Regions from separate parts of the Homo sapiens genome. Here region 2 is linked to region 1. Evidence: chromatin loops called from intact Hi-C (ENCODE). Cell type or tissue: K562. All regions are shown on one strand. Links, peaks and the distances in the headings refer to the core of each region. The heading gives the core; the rest is flanking DNA.

Region 1 (5,392 bases), core at 63-5,062:
TACAAAACTTAAACCACCTCTGAAATTCTCCTAGGCAGACCTACCGGTTAATATAGAAGCTTCTCAACTTACAACAGAGCTACGTCCTGATAAACCTATTGTAAGTTGAAAATATCCTAAGTCAAAATTGGGCATTTAGTAGACATGATGGGATGTGAAAACACAACACAAAATATCCAAAAAATGCCGGCAACAGAATACACTATAGAATACTAGCTGCTTACCCTCCTGATCACAGGGCTGACTGACAGCTGTGGCTTACTGCCACTCCCCAGCATTGCAAGAGAGTATTGTACCACATATTACTAGCTTGGGAAAAAGATCAGAATTCAAAATTTGAAGTACGGTTTCACTTTCGCATCATCATGAAGTTGAAAAGTCCTAAGTCAAGCCATCCTAAGTTGGGGACTGGACTGTCTGTACGTTCTTTCTTGTTTTGAGCAGAAATCTATTTCCACATAACTTCTATTTGTAATTACAGATTGTACATTGTGGTCTCTTTCTTTATAAAGCAAGGCTTAGAATTTTGAAGTACTCAGTCATATTCTTCAAGAGTTTCTTTTCCTGCTTAAACACCTCCTTATGACTTTTTAAAAATCTTCCAATTATTTTTTTTTTTTCAGTACCTCTGGATAAGATTCAGTTTGTTAATATTTCATTTATAATGTGGTTCTCAGATGTATAGATTGTTTTATGAAGTTTATGTGATGTATTTGTTCCCCCCATTTAGCAAAGTTGGTGTGACATATAAAAATAAATAATAAATAATACTTATTTAATATTTAACTATATTCTACCATCTATGCTAAGAATTTCATATTCATTATTCTAAGAAGTAGTTACAGCACTAATTCTAAGAAGTAGTTACAGCAATTTTCCTATTATACAAAAGAGGAAGTTGAGCTCAGGAAAATTAGGTAAAATGCCAGAGATCACTCATGTAAGAAGGTAAGTAGAATATAGAGCGCAAATCTAAATCTGCCTGATCCCAAAGCCTGCTCTTCACCATCTTAACCTTCTACATGTGTGTTTTTTTCAGACTACATACATTTCCATTAAGTTCTTTATTATTGGAATCACTGGGTTTTGGGGGGTTTGGTTTTTCAGTCTTGTTGGGATTTTTCAAAGTTAATTCTTTCGCTCTGCATATTGGATATCTCTTGTAACTTTTTATCATCTATGCATATGTTCAATTTACTGACGATACTCCTATCCAAATCCTTCATGAGAATATGCAACAGCACAGGGCTGGAAAAGGGGGTCAGAGTCAGATCGCTAGAGATTTCCCTGCATACTGGTATTGATAAACACCTTGTGTATATACCAGCTTGTATTTAATTAAGTTACTGTCGTTTGGTCTATGTATCATCTTATTTATTTTAAATATTTTAGAAAACTTTAGTAACATACTCATACTGCTATTGTTTGAATATGTCCCCCAGATTTTGTGTGCTGCAGACTTAATCCCCAAATGCATACATATGTTGATGATGTTTGGAGGTAGAGCCTTTCGGAGGTAACTAGAATTAGATAAGGTTATCAGGGTGGGGCCCCCATAATTGGACTGCTGGCTTTGAGAAGAAAGGCCTGAACTGACAAGCAAGCATTCATAGGCTTATTGCCCAGAGCCACCTGAGGACTCTGCTCCCTGTGTTCTGCTTCGGTGCCCCCCAGATTCCCGACCTCGATAGGCCCCAGGTGTGGCTTAACCTACCACTTCATAAGGTAAAAGCTGTAAACTTTAGCAGCATCTATGTAGTGCCAATTCTGCAGCCACACAGTATGCAGGAGCTGTGGGGATATGGTTTCCTCCACCTAGATTTCAAAGCATATCACAAACAGCCTGGGCTCTCAGACAGAGATCTGTCACAGGGGTGGATCCACTGCACAGAACTACTAGGGCAATGCAGGTTAGAAATATGGGGTCAAAGATGAAGCCACCCAAACAGCCCCCACTATGACAATGCATAGTGGAGCCACAGAGGCAAGGCCACCCACACGACTCCAGAACTGTAGAGCTACCAGAGTGCCACACTAACCTGAGAGAAGTGCACGCACAAGACTCCCACCTGTGAGAACTGCCACATGGACTGATCTCTGTACTGCCATAGGGGCAGGGCTGCTGAGGCCCTGGGAATCTAACTTTCACCCCAATGTGTCCAGGAGACAGCACATGGAGTCAAAAATTATTCTCCAGCTTTAAGACTAAATGTGATATTCCCCATTGGGTTTTGGACTTACTTGAGGCCTGTTACTTGCTACTCCTCCCTCCTTGCCTACTCCTTTCTTTTGGAATGGAAGTGTCTGTCCTATGCCAGTCCCAGCATTGTATTTTAGCAGTAGATAACTTATTTTGACTTCACAGACTCACAGCTGGAGGGAACTTGCCGTGGGCTGAGTCATGCCCTGAGTCTCACTCATATCTGTTTAGATGAGACTCTGGACTTTAAACTTTTGAGTTGGTGCTAAAATTAGTTCAGACTGTGAGGCTATTGAGATAGAATGAAAGTATTTTGCGTGTGAGAAGGACATAAATTTGGAGGACCAGAGTGGAATGCTGTGGTTTGAATATGTCACCCAAATTTCACACATTGAAAACTGAATCCCCAAATGTATATGTTGATGATGTTTGGAGCTGAGGACTTTGGAAGGTAATCAGGATTATACAAGGTCATCAAACTGGGGTCCCCTTGATGGGACTAGTGGCTTTAAGAAGAGGAAGAGGCTTGAGCTATCACACAAGCTCTTACCTTCTTGCTATATTGTGCCTTCTGCTCTGTCCTCACCAGATGCCAGCACCATGCTCTTGGACTTCCCAGCTTCCCAAACTGTGAGCAAAATAAACTTTTATTCTTTATAAATTACCTAGTCTGTAGTGTTCAGTTATAGCAACAGAAAACAGATGAAGATACACCCATTATTTCTTTAGAATTTTGGTGATTAGACCAGTAATTATTATGTTCACTCCTCCATCCATTCATCTACACTCTGTGCAAAACAAACAAACAAACGAACAAATCAGCAAACCAACCAGCAAATAATTGACTACTACTGCTTGGTGAAAAGAGGATAAGATGTCTCTGTTATTTGCTGACTCTTTATTCTTGGTCAAGTTGCTTAATCTCCCTAAATCTGAGGTTTCATGTAAAATGGCCATAAGGAAATTTGTGTGGCTAAAATTCAGGGTCTACAGAATGAGAAAAAGATGATGGTGAAATGCTGTTGTCTGGTCAGATCAGGAGTCTGTGCATGTCACTGAATATTTTGACCAAGCAATTTATAATATATGATCTGTGTTTTAAAAAAATCAACTCTATTCCAGTGGTTCTCAAACTTCAGTGTACACCAGAATTATTTAGAGGCTTGTTAAAACAAAAAAGGCTGGTCTCTGTTCCCCAGAGTTTCTGATTCATTTAGTCTGGTATGTAGCCCACTAAGTTTCTGATAAGTTTCTGTCTATTTCCGATACTGCTGGTTGTGGCACTGTGTTTGGAGAACCACTGGGAAGATGCAGAGAAACGCTAAGAGTAGACCATTTAGGATAGTGAGAGACGATGAATACCTGGACTTAGGCAGTCATTGGAAATGGGTTTAAGATATCCACCAAATTGGTAACTGATCAGATATACAAGGGCAGAGGGAAAGGAGTCAAAGCTATCTTCAAAGTTTATGAGTGGAATGAAATGAATGTGATGCCAGCAACAAGGAGCAGCAGAGGAACAAGCTTGTAGTTGTAAGACAAGCATAGGTTTGAAAGAGCAGAGGTTCAGAGCTTGCAGGACCACCAGATGGACATCTACAGGATGTAGGTGGCATTGGGGGATAATATTGGTTTCATTAAGGACTAAATTTCTAGTTTTAGAAATAGAAGTGGAAGTAAGTTCTTTTTTTTCCCCTTCCATCAGTGGGCTTTTATATGCTCTTTACATATGAGTCAAACATAAACAAGCTGTAATGCCCCTGCCTTTCTTTCATAGAGAAGAAAGGATTCCAGTTATTCATATGCCAAACTGAATGGCTGAAACCAATAGTAGAACGTAATACAATGGCAGTGGAAGGTGGAAGTGTGGCCAGATGCTTTTGAGTCCTTCTTTCTTCCGGTCAGGAGAGTAATGGACTTTCTGTGAGTCACAATGAGCACAACTGTTGCATTAGGGTGACAGTATCTCCTACTGCAGCCAACTTCCCTGAATAGAAAACCACTGGATCCTGTCTTTCAGGAAGCCTCTGGATCCAGTCTTATCTCTTAGAGTGGTCTATCTTCCCAGGCACAAATAGCAAACTCGTCGGTTTATAATCTATAGCAAAAAATTCATATTCTCACATTTTAAATGTAGTGTTACCTGTACTATAAACAATGTTGTATTAGCCAGACTTCAGCTATTTTGGGGTGCAGTATGTTAAACAAAAGAAACAAGTCTCACTTGAAAGGATTTCATTTGAGGAGGGGGGACTTTGGTCTCTAGAGGAAACTGGTGTAATATTTCTATATTAATACAAGGACTGTAGCTCAAGAAAATAATAATGGCTACAGATAAAGATCTGGAAATATATACAATTAATTGGAGCCATAGGAAAGATGGAATAAAGTGGGGCTGGAAGAAAAGGGGGCTGATAGTATAATTCTAAGAAAAAAAAATCAGTAACATGCAGAAAAATTGGAGTGATGAGGAAGAAAAAACAGGAGAAAGAGAGAAGTTGTCAGAGAAGTTGAAGCTTCGAAAAAGGAAAACTTATTAGTGAATTTTGACAGGACCTTTTGAGCATTGTTTCCTAAATATTCTCACAGCTTTTTCCTTCCTTTTTTAAACTAATGAAACAATTTGAAACCTTACATTCCAATATATGTTTTTTGTAATATTTATACAGGCAAAAATGAATTAATAGAGAATACATTTGAACTCATATGTTAATGTTTTCTTATATTTTCAATATTAGCCACTGGTATTTTTAGCTGTATCTAGCTTTTCTCATTTTAAAAATTAAGTTTTTCAAAATAAATTTGTAATTATAATAACACCTTTATGAAAATATACCCCCCAAAAGGAAAAATAAATGCAAACACAACAAAGAAATAAAATCAATTTTGATAAATTCATATATTTTTAGGGCACTTCCACTGAAATTTCCAGAAAATCTCTTTGGGGTCTAGGGGAAATCTCAGTCATGATAGATTAGGGACAGGTCTGAAATTTCAGTGTCTGAAATCACAGATGATTTTATTGTAAGAGACTTGAGACCCCGATCCAATTAATTATGAGTTCAAATTTTCATTAAAGTCGGGAAACGTTTTGATAAAAACAATATTACATAGAAGTTCAAAGCGATGATTACATAAACAACTAGCTCTTGCTATGTCCCATACAGACTGAACTATGAGCCCTGCAGTTAA
Region 2 (5,392 bases), core at 98-5,097, 62 kb before region 1:
ACATTAAGAATGTTTTGGTTACTAACAGAAAAGCATATCAAAGTGACTTAAAAAGTGATGTAACACATTGGTGCGCATAACTAGAAGTTGAGTTCCTGTTGGCTCTAAAGTTGTTTAATCCAAACCTACATTGATTTCTTCAAATATCTAGTTTCTTTCTTTGTCTCCAATTTGTCATATTCATCTTAAAACTGGACCCTAACTCATTGATTCATCACTGAACAATTTTTCCTCCATTCCGTTTCACTGGGCCAGTGTAAGAAACTATGCTGTTCTTGAGCCAGTGACTATCAGCAAGTGAACATCATGCCCGAATTGGTTCAGGTCTGGGTTTATTAACCAATTACTTCCAAGTATGATGCTGTTACCATGATAGGCTTAGACTCAACAGGGTCTGCTGCCCAACATGAAATCATTTCCCTAAATTACACGGTACTTCGCAATGGAATAAAGGTGAAACGGATGCTGTGATATCACTTACGATATCCATCAATCTTACTATGGCAGACACTATTATTTCCCCCATATTCCCTTGTTTTCTTCTTTTTAAGTAAAAGGCTCTTCAGGTTTTTAGCCATATACATGGCCATTTCACATAGACACTCTATTTTCCAGTCTTCCAGTCTCATTTGCAGTAAGCTCTGGCCATATGGTTAATTTCTAGTCAAAAACATGTCATGTTCAACTTCCAAGGTATGTCCTTAAATAGGGAACATATTGTCCTCATTCTTCTCAGCTCCTGAAGTTTGAATACCAATTTAGTGGCTAAAGCTTGAGATACTATCTTGGAGTGTGTTGCTAATGGTGGAGCAACAAGGAGCCTAGTTCCTGATATCATGGAGCTCATATCTAGCCCTGGAACACTTAGCTGCAGACTTCATTTTCATCAGGGATAGAAATAAAGTTATATTTTAGTCTAGCAACTATTTACTTCAGGTGTTTTGGCATTCATGGAAAAGTCTCATCCTAACTTATACTTAATTATTTTACCAAATACTGTTGCCTACATTATATGATTGTGCTTTAAAAGTCTCATCGTTACAGTATACATTGATTAGGACCAGTATTTGAGAGTGTGCATCTCAAAGTTCTGTATCCATAGTTTAGTAACCACCTGTAGTTTTGTTAGCATGAAAACAACTTCTGACTCTCTTTATGCAAATACCTGTAGGCCATTATCTGCTAAATCTTTCTTAAATATGTGGTATATATTAGCCTACGTTTATTTGTCTATTAATACTTGCAAAAGCCACAGCAAAACATGATGTATATAAGTAGGATGATTTTTTGTTATCAAAACTGAATGATAGCTATAGGAAACCAGTGAGTACCATTAATTCACTCTGTTCAATTCTTTGCACTTACCTTCTTTCAGACTCGTTCATCAGTTTCACTTTAGTTTATCTCAGTTTCTATTTTTGGCACCTGTGAGATATGGATGCTTTTTGTTTGTTTGCTCACCTCTCCCCAACCCTCCCTACTCAGTCCCTCAGGAATACTGAGACTAGAGAAATTCATCTTCCCCTACCATGAAAACATTTTTCTGGGGCCTAACATACCTGATCTTTATCTTCCAAAGTTAGAAAATTCAGTTACTTTGGCGACAGCTTGGGAATGAGGTAGGTTCTCCAAGTTTAGCAGAGTAGAAAACTATCTAAAATAGTTTTGTTCAGGGTGTCCAGACATTTAATAAAACATTTTTTACCCACAGAAAATGTGGTCCCTTAGAGGAGAAGCAAGGTCCTGAGCCAAACTTTATAATGTACGTTCCTAGGAGGGAAAGCGAGGGAAATTCAGTCCACCGCTCTGCCTGCCTGCCTGCCTGCCTGCCTGCCTGAGGAGTTGCAGTGCAGAGTATCATTGCAGCGCTTTTCCAGGGAGTAACGTGCTGCACTGGTTCAGGGCTTTGTCTTTATTCACAACACATTCATGTGCCTCAGCATGGGGGCAGCTGCACTGTTGCCTGCCAGCCTGTCCTCTTTGACTGCCGAATGAACCAAAGGATAACTCTCCATTCGTGAGAGAGAGTGAGCTACAGAGGAAGAAAGACCACGCAAAAGGGAGGGGGAGAGAGGGGGGCGAAGAGGATGTTCTCCGGCTCACTCCTACATTAGGTCTCTGTGCAAAGGCAGAGGCTGTGGGAGCAGCATCAAGCAAGACTTCGGGCAGTGATTCTAACTATTGCCTATGAACACCGTGGCTGGGACGACTTTGACGAGGCAATTTATTACTTACGCATAGAACACTGGCTGTGCTGAAACTGGGAGCGCAAACAGCCCCTTGTTTTCTAATTTAGAGACTTGCATCTTTTCGACACTCAACAGTATCAAGACACTCTGCTACTACAGGTAAGACGCAGTTAAGATTTGTCTATTTGTGACATCATTACACTTTAACACACTTTAAACTATGAATACTTTTTTTATATTGTGCCTGGTCTATGTTGAACTGCCTTTTTCCCTTCATATTAGCCTCTCTTCAAGTAAATAATTTCACTAAGAAAAAACTGCTGTTAAATGAAGGAACCACTACTAAATCTTTGCTAAGAGGAATCTACATAATTGTATTTCCATGAGCTCTGAGTTCACAGTTGGGAACTTGAACTTAAACTGGGATCTGGGATGCATTTCATAATATATATATATATTTTTTTTTTCTAAATGTACTGAATTATTCACTATCATTTGGATAAGCCAAAATTATTCTCTTGCTACAGTGCTGTGCTGTGTATATGTTTAGTGGCTTTTTTTTTTTTTTTAAACCTCATAGTTTGGGGAAACTAATGATGAGGCACATAACTTGTGGAGTTTGATCACATCATTACCATGTGGTGTAATCTACTCAGTCAGAAAGATGTGCTGTTCTAGCCTTTACTGAGAAGGTGTTATCTTGTGTACATACATATATCATCAATAGGTAGCATGAACATGTGAAATATTTGTAAGACTAAGAGAAAATGCAAGGATGGTGATAATTCACATGCTGTATGATATCATTGAGTCTCGAGTTTGCTTTACATAAAAATTACAAAATTACCTTTGTTTTTATAACTGGTCTCCATCTTCACTTGTCAGTTTTTACAAAATAAAATTAGCTTTCAGGTGAGGTCACTCGGAGTTGTTGATATAGCTGGGAAAACTGTAATCACAGAAACATATTAATAATGTGTTGAATGTCTATAGAGATATAGGAGTAATATTATCAAGAGGCTTGTACAATTTTCCTCTGCTCTGTTTTGATAAGAGCATCTCATAGTATTAGTCACTTGTAACTTGGATTGATTCTGCTGTCCCATTCAGGGTCCCAATGACTTGGAAGTAAAATTACATTGTTGTCTGTGATCAAAGCTAAAAGCTAGGAAGATTTAATAATAAAGTCTTCTTTCCTTGACATTTTTGCTTAAATTTACCCGATCTAATATATATATTTTTCTATCCATGTGTGTCTGAGGTGTTCTTTCTATTAACCGTATTTTATATAAGAGCTGCTCCTATTTGAATTCCTACACCTGAACTATTTAATTGCTGATAATTGGGCATCATTAGATTGACCCTTGGATAGCTAATGGCTTTAACTTTGACATACAATAAAATATGTAGCATAAGATTAAAGCAGCTCCTAGCAGAGCACATGTTTAACAGTGAAGTATTGTGAAAATAGAACCATTTGCATTTAAAAATACATAATTCATTGGAAGACTTGTGATTCTTGTTCTTGTGCATGACTTATTTCATTTCCAATTTCACTTACAAAAGGTTTAAGTCCTTGGGGAATGTATGTAAAATATTCATTTGACTGAGGGTGTGAAAATTAAAGGAGGAATGAATTATTACTACAGTGACTTTTTTTTAGGAGTTTTTGAAAGTTAGTAACTGGCATGAATGTAAAAAATTAATTTGAGAGTCTCTCCTAGGGTACACCAAAAAAAAGCAAGAAAATGTTGATGTGAAATATATGTCAATATGCGAAATTACTCAGAAGATGAAAGGGAATGAAAATAGAAAAGAGAAGTTTTACAGTCTGTAAAAGGAAGAATATTTTCAGTAAACATAAACTCTATACTCTTTCTTTTATGACTGATAAGGAAACAAGGTATCAAGAATAGTATTTATCCAACATGAATGAAATCCCAGTGGCCACATATGAGGTGCAAAAATAAATGTTCTTTTTACTTAGTTAATAAATTTGAATATACAATTACTGAAATTGTATCTTGCATGAAATATTTATTGAAGTTATAAAGTTAGAAAAGTCACTGACAAACTATTTCAAAGTTTATTAATATTCATATTCTTTATTCATATGATTTATATGTTTTCCTTTCTTCCTAAGGAATGCGTATACTCAACACAATAGTATATGTGCTTTGTTTTGAAACTTTTCAACATTAGTTTTAAAATTACTTACTAAAAATCGTTCAGACCAGTCATCTCATTTCTCCAAAAAGAGACATATTCTAGATTTTCTTCTTGGATATACTACAAAAGCACTAACTTTATATTTATACACATTAAAGCAATATGCATTGTTTAATGATTTATAACATTCAGTATTATGTTTGTTTCTCCAAACTTTCTAGTTTTTCCAACTGTTAGAACTTTACAAATGTCTTATAAGAGTAAATTCATTATTACTATGATTTTCAGGGTCTTGGAGTTGTAAACTGTTTTAGACAGAACCTTTTAAAAATTATTGGAGTAGTCATCTCATTAATAACACTTTTAAGTATTTTTTCAACAATTACCTGATATATTTTGGCAAGAATATGTCCCTCCTCTCAATTTCTTTAGAATTTCAACTTTTCTACTAGAGAAAGTTTGGAAAACTTTTCTTTCAATGTCACTTTATGTTTGAACTAGATCAGAAGTTGTAAACTTATCTGGATCTTTAGTAATGTCAGATTAGATAATATAGTTATTGTAATACTCTTTTTGACATGGGGGAGTTTTCATGTGATGCAGAACGTATTAGCTAAGGTGGAATTTGGTTAAGTTAGTTTTGAGGCTTTGGATGATGTAACAAAAGTTAAAAACAAAATATTTCATTTCCTTGCTATCTGAGGGGATATAAACTCTGTCCTCTGCAAGCATACTGCATCAATTATTTATAATTTGTTGAAATAGATTTTGTTTTCATTGATGTGGTATTGGTCTACTGAAATGTTTCTTCTTGATTTTCAACAGGAATTTTATTTTTATATTTCTGGGGGTATTACGTGAGTCTTTCACTGGAATCACGAACAGTTCCTTTGAAAGTCTCAACAATGTAAAAAAAAGACTGTAATCTCCAGTCCTTTTTCATGATGATATTAATATTGAAGCATGAATAGAAATAGCTACAACTAAAAATTCTGAAATAACAAGCAAGAATAAGTAATGAGAGACCTCCAGCT

Evidence for each region. Peaks named below come from ENCODE experiments on the same cell type or tissue, not always from the same donor. Only the 100,000 strongest peaks of a DNase experiment are listed, where the experiment ranks them.
Region 2: it touches region 1 in a loop (2.2-fold over the local background); 1 of 110 quality-filtered maps calls a loop at or near these places.

What each region holds. Positions count from the first base shown.
Region 1 is chr5:164,356,679-164,362,070 of GRCh38, forward strand. The region is part of intron 2 of LINC03000 (long intergenic non-protein coding RNA 3000); the gene reads left to right. Among named protein-coding and RNA genes, the nearest start is that of LINC03000, 63 kb to the left of the region's middle. In K562, for the core only: no CTCF peak of the experiment used is centred there; DNase peaks (open chromatin) are centred at 2,383 and 4,143; H3K4me3 peaks cover 1,932 bases.
Region 2 is chr5:164,294,849-164,300,240 of GRCh38, forward strand. It overlaps LINC03000 (long intergenic non-protein coding RNA 3000), which reads left to right and starts at 1,857. Exons shown (of 5, transcript XR_001742489.2): 1 at 1,857-2,348. In K562, for the core only: no CTCF peak of the experiment used is centred there; no DNase peak of the experiment used is centred there.